2 separate regions of the Homo sapiens genome follow, and region 2 is linked to region 1. A link is a loop called in an ENCODE intact Hi-C map of the cell type or tissue named here. Cell type or tissue: endothelial cell of umbilical vein. All regions are shown on one strand. Links, peaks and the distances in the headings refer to the core of each region. The heading gives the core; the rest is flanking DNA. Region 1 holds the start of SLC35G2 (solute carrier family 35 member G2). Region 2 overlaps NCK1 (NCK adaptor protein 1).

Evidence for each region. A loop is a pair of places that touch in the nucleus more often than their neighbours do. Peaks named below come from ENCODE experiments on the same cell type or tissue, not always from the same donor. Only the 100,000 strongest peaks of a DNase experiment are listed, where the experiment ranks them.
Region 2: a loop joins it to region 1, with 8 times the contacts of the local background. A loop is called at or near these places in 3 of 110 quality-filtered maps.

What each region holds. Positions count from the first base shown.
Region 1 is chr3:136,816,526-136,819,448 of GRCh38, reverse strand. It overlaps SLC35G2 (solute carrier family 35 member G2), which reads right to left and starts at 323. Exons shown (of 2, transcript NM_025246.3): 1 at 1-323. RefSeq lists a silencer at 239-298. In endothelial cell of umbilical vein, for the core only: a CTCF peak has its summit at 1,192; DNase peaks (open chromatin) are centred at 498 and 1,038; H3K4me3 peaks cover 889 bases; H3K27ac peaks cover 1,525 bases.
Region 2 is chr3:136,918,335-136,921,257 of GRCh38, reverse strand. The region is part of intron 1 of NCK1 (NCK adaptor protein 1); the gene reads right to left. Among named protein-coding and RNA genes, the nearest start is that of IL20RB, 38 kb to the left of the region's middle. In endothelial cell of umbilical vein, for the core only: no CTCF peak of the experiment used is centred there; a DNase peak (open chromatin) is centred at 1,287; H3K27ac peaks cover 2,140 bases.

The DNA of each region.
Region 1 (2,923 bases), core at 98-2,597:
GGCCCCGCGGCCTTTCAGGCGTCGTGCAGAGCACCCCGAAGTCTGCAAAGCGGGCGGGGCGCGTCGCCCCCAGCCCGGCCCTTACCCAAAAAGACTGTTGTGCCCCTTAGGTGTGGCGGCTAAACGCGGGTGTGTGGAGTTCGGGGTCCGCTCTCATTCCCTTGTCGGGCGGCCGGGCAGGCAGGATCAAGGTCCCAGTCCGCCGCCGCCGACCGGCTCCCGGGGCCCGGTTACCTGCGTGTCGTGGCGAGGAAGGTGCCCCGGAGGCGACTGACGCGGGCGTGCCCTCGCCTGGGAAAATCGAGGCGGGCGCTGCCCGGAGTACTGCGGAGGGAGAGGGGCGCCGCCGCGCGGACTCTGCGCCTGCGCTCTCCGCCCTCCGCCGCCCCCACCCCACAACCTGACTGGCGCCGGAGTTGGAGACTGCGGGGGACGCTCAGGGTTGTGCCTGAACTGAAGGACTTCCTCTACCCGCGAGGTGGGAGGGTCCACGGGAAAGCGCCCGCCCGGGCCCCTCTAGCTTACGCCCTTGGAGGGCGCTTGTTTGAAGCAATTGCCTGTCTGCCAGGGCTACGTAGTCCGCTGCAAGTGGGCACGGAGGCAGTTTCTGTCCATTTCCACCCATTGTTTGCGCTTAAAAGTCGCAAGTCTATTCCTTCATGTTTAAATATGTGTCCAGCATCGGAAAATCGTGGTCCGGAAAAGTCTTCGGGCATCCCCGAGTCCACCCGCCATTTTACTGATAAGGTCTCTGAGGGAAGGGTCTTGACACTGCACAGCTGGTTCTTCTACCCAAGTGCATATGCCCCAGTCCCAAGTGGAATGAATATAGCCTCTTGGAAACAGACTGGTCATTAAAAGCAGTGGATTTGATGGGTCCAGGGGACAGGCAAGAAAGGGTAAGGGCTGAACCAAGGTGCTGGCTGTGGGAAAAAACAGGAGGTGCTTGCTGGTTTTTCCTCTGTCCCTTCAGACCCACTCTCCACTCTGCTCTGTGACTCAGGACTGACCTTTATGGGCTACGTCAACTATAATCTGGCTTTCAATTGGTTTTGGCAAGTGGGAGGCACCTGCAGATCAGAAGGCAGGATGTGATTCAGGACCTCCCCTGCATCCCCAGCGGGCCACCCTGTTAGCAGTGGCTATGTTCTTCATCTGAAAGCCATTACTCCCATCCTGTGGCCCTCTCCTGCAGTTTTCTCCAGGTTCTGGTTACCACTAACTACCCTTGCCCCTTCAGGCCTGGAGTGGGTAATGACGCCCAGAGGTTTCCTTTAACCCCATCCACACCTTTTTAAATAGTCCCTTCATTAAACTCTCCTCAACTATCCCATCTTTTCCCCACCTTTCCAGGACGCTATAATAGATTTTAGTCCATTGCGGTTGGCAAAATTCATGAGGACAAAAATATATGTAAAAGAAATACGGGGCTTTTAAAAGGCGAGAAGTCTTCCAGAGCCATCTTGACAGTTCCCTGGGCTCCAGGCAGCCAGCATGCTAGGTGGTCTCCCCACTGGGCCCCATAGCCCGAGGGTGCTAGTTTAGGTAGACCCAAGAATGGAATTCAGACTGCTCATAAACAGTGTGATCACCAAAGGGCTGGGGATCATTTCAGAGTCCAGCATAACAGGATTTTGGATTCCTCTTGAGGTAGAGAGACAATCTAGATCTTTATAGAGCAAGTGCTGGTGCTCTCCCAACTACAGCTGGGCTGCTTTTGAATGAGTCAATATTCTTAGGACACTTAAGAGAGTCCTGGAAACAGTGTCTGACAAGTGTGCTTAACAAGAAACTGCTGAGTGAGGCAATTGTCAATTGAGAGCCTCTGGCTGTTTCTGTAGAAAATCCAAGAATGTTCCCAAAGAGGGGGAAAAAGGCAAGAGGGTAGGAAGTCATTAAATTGCCTCTAGCACACTATGGTGTGCTTGGTCTGAATCCAAAATTTGACCATTTCTCGGGCTTGTAAAAACAACCAAACTGATTTGACTACTTTGATTCCTTCCCCATCCCCTTGAAAAACAAAACAAAAACAAAATAAACAAAAAACCCACCAATGCAGTATCTTAGCAAGACTTACCCAAAGGGACCCCCAGCTGTAGCTATTTGCAAATAAAATTAATGTCCAAGCAAACACACTATTTGTACTGAATACAAATGAGACCAGAACAGAACATTTAACATGTAAATATTTCCAAACTTTCACCCTTCCAAAGAGAAAGGATCATTTGTTGTTCAGACATGCATTAATTGTGCTGATCTCAATAAGGAATAGAGGTAAAGAAGCAAAAGGAGCCTCAGAAGGCTCGGCTGATCTGCAAGGCTCAGATTTTTTGTTTTGGAGAAGGTGGGATGGGGTGGGGATAAGGAAGGCGACCAGCAAAGTTTGAGTAAGGGAGTAAGAAAAAAAGACCTGGAATGAGCTGACTAGGAGAGATGGTTTCTGGGAGTTTTGAGAGAGTGAGACTAGGGATTTAGCACAGCTGACATTCTGAGTGACACCAAGGTATAGAAAGATATGAAAGAGGATTTTTAGACATTTTGTGATGTTTAATAAATGGAATTATTTTGTGCTATGATACATAGGGCTTTTCCTTACAAGTGTCAAAAACTTAAACTCAGACTGATTTAAGAAAAGGAGTATATTTGGCTTAATAACTGAAAAATCCATAGATAGGTAACTTCAGATATGACTAGATTCACGAATGCAAACATTGACATCAGGACATGATCTCTCCTTTCCTCTTTGTTGACATCAAAGAGTTTGTTTTCACATAGTGATTTCTTGCCACCTCCCCACCTTTCCCCAGTGTTCAACTTATATCATCTTTATAGCTAACCATTCCAAAAGAAGCAGAGCACTTATTTCCCAGTAGTTCCAATAAAATATTGAGCTTATGTTTCATTAGCAAACTCATATACCTTA
Region 2 (2,923 bases), core at 98-2,597, 100 kb before region 1:
TTGTTCTCTCATACATGACTGGTAGTTTGGCTATCTATATACAGGGGAGTTACTGTTTAATGGGTACAGAGTTTAAGTTTTGCAAGATGAAGATTATTCTGGAAATAGATGGTTGTACAACAATGTGAATGTACTTAATGCCAATATTTCTAGCCAGGTGAACCAGGAAGAGGAGTCATAAGGGATTAAGGTCCATCTTAACGACCTCATTTTACCTCAGTTACCTCTTTAAAGACACTATATCCAAATATAGTCACATTATGAACTACTGGGGGTTAGGACTTCAATGTGTGAATTTTTGAAGGGACAAAATTCAGTTCATAACATTTGTTTTTACCACAATTTTTTAGAAATTTAAAAATATGATTACAATCAACTATAAGGCCATTTATGTTTAATTCCCATATAGTATATAAGACTTAGATCAATTAATGTACTTACATGTTTGCTGTGTTAATTATGACAATAAATTCATTATGTTACACGTTTTCATAATTGGTGGTTTATATCTAATTGCTCATAATTTAGCAAGATTATTGCTCTTACGTTTGTAGTCACATAATGGCTTCTTTCTTTAGATAAAATGTAATAATCTTCAGATTATAGGATGATGATACTGATCTTGGATCAGTTTATTATAGTTCAGAGGGGTAATAAGTAATATTCTGTAATGCCTAACAAAATAATCATATAGACAGTAATGTCTTATATACCTAAGATATTTATAAGTTTGTCAAAGAAACAGAATTATAGTTGAGGTTTTTTTAAGAGCAAACTTTTTGCTTATCTTTCTTTATTCTCATTCCTTTGCTCTGTCTCCTAGTCTCCACTAACTACTCAATAAACATTTGTTGAGTGAATAAGTGAATGAATTGTGCTATGCACAGCACTTTTGCCTTTGTCATTATTTTGTGCCTTCTCATATTGGGGATGATTTCAAAGTGATATTTCCAAAAGTGGACAGAATTAGATGGAATTTTATTTGACCTACACTATTTTTTAAAAAAAAAGAAGAAAAACTTAATTTTTAAGTAGCCTTTATTTCTGACTAGCCTGTAATTTTTTGTTTTCCCAGTGGTGGGATCTGTTTCATTAGTTGTTTCATTAGTAAGAGTATTTACCAATTAAAATTACTTGATGAGATACTAGGGTTTAAAAAGCTGAAGAGAATAAAATCATCTTATGAATTGCCTTGTCTTTTTGCATTACTTACAGCATATCCAAGTTAGTTAATTGGGGACTTTCTCCCCCTTCATTGTTTACTGTGAGATCTGTACCCCAACCAAACTTCCGGACTTAGTCACTTGGGTATTGTTACTTAGCTGATTCTTATCAGAAGCAGGAAATTGTCAAGTTATGTGTTAAAGTACAACAGAATCTAAAACTGAACAAGAGATTTCCCTTTAGAATTTTATTTTATTGCTAGCTGGTTCCTTACATTTTCCTTAGGGTATAACTACTGACTTGCCAAAAAAGGTCATATTTATCATGACCTATATACACAGCCAACAGTACCCTTCCTCAGTTTACAAATTATACACAATATGACTGATTAAATGATTTGACAAACTTTGTGTCATTAATATATAGCTATACCTATAGAATTTATAAAAGTAGTTTGGGAAAGAACATGTTTTCAGGTGTTTTGTCTAGCATTATTCATGTATTTACATTAGCAGTTCTCTAAGAAAGGGTTACTAAAGTGGATCTCTTAAGGGGTCTACGGAGCCAAAACTATTTTCATAATACTAGGATGTTAATTTCCCTTTTCACTAGAGATTCCAGAGGCTACATGAAATTCAATTACATTGTCAGTATTTGTAAGATCTACAAAACTGTCAATATATATTGAGGAATGATACATAATAGATGGATAAAAATAGGGCCATATATTTTTTTGCTGTTTATTTTACATACAGTAAGATTTTCACTGTTTGTTGTGAATAAAATTTGACAAACATTTAAGAGTTATGTAATCACTGCCACAATCTAAATAAGAAAATAAGAACAGTTCTATCACTCCCCCTCAAGAAAAAAAAAAATTGCTTTATGCTTTGTATTCAAACCCATCCCCAACCATTAATTTGTGACAACTATTGATCTATTTTCTGTCCCTATGTAGTTTTGCCTTTTCCAGAATGTTTTATGCAGACGCTGAGTCTGGCTTTTCCAGTTAACATAATGCATTTGTTTCATTTGTGTTGTGTAAATCAGTAGTTCACTCCTTTTTAGTGCTGAGTAGTCCATTGTACGGACGAACCATCATTTATTTAATGAGAACTTTATAAATTTCAAGAAAAACTAAGTTAAACAAGAAAATAAATTTAATCATAGGAGGTGAGCCAGTAATGAACAATACTCACATGGTTACACGGTCATTAGTGAAAACACTGAATATATATCACTTTATCAAGACAATGAGGCCAAGAAAGGTTACATGAATGAATACAGTTGGCCCTCAGTATCTAAGGCAGGAGTGTCCAATCTTTTGGCTTTCCTGGGCCACAATGGAAGAATTGTCTTGGGCCACACATAAAATACACTAAACTAACGATAGCTGATGAGCTTAAAATAATCACCAAAAAATCTCATCATGTTTTAAGAACGTTTGTGAATTTGTGTTGGGCTGCATTCAAAGCCATCCTGGGCTGCATGCAGCCCGCAGGCCACAGGTTGGATAAGGTTAATCTAAGGGAAATCAGTGCCAGTTTCCTCCTCCCCAATACCAAAATCCAGAGATGCTCAAGTCTCTTATATGAAAATGGCCTAGTACTTGTACATAACCTATGCACAACCTCCTGTATACGTTAAGTCATCTCTAGATTACTTGTAATACCTAATATAATAAAATGTGAATAGTTGTTTCACTGTATTGGGTTTTTTGTTTGTATATTTTAATTAGTGTATTTTTTTTTCCAGAATA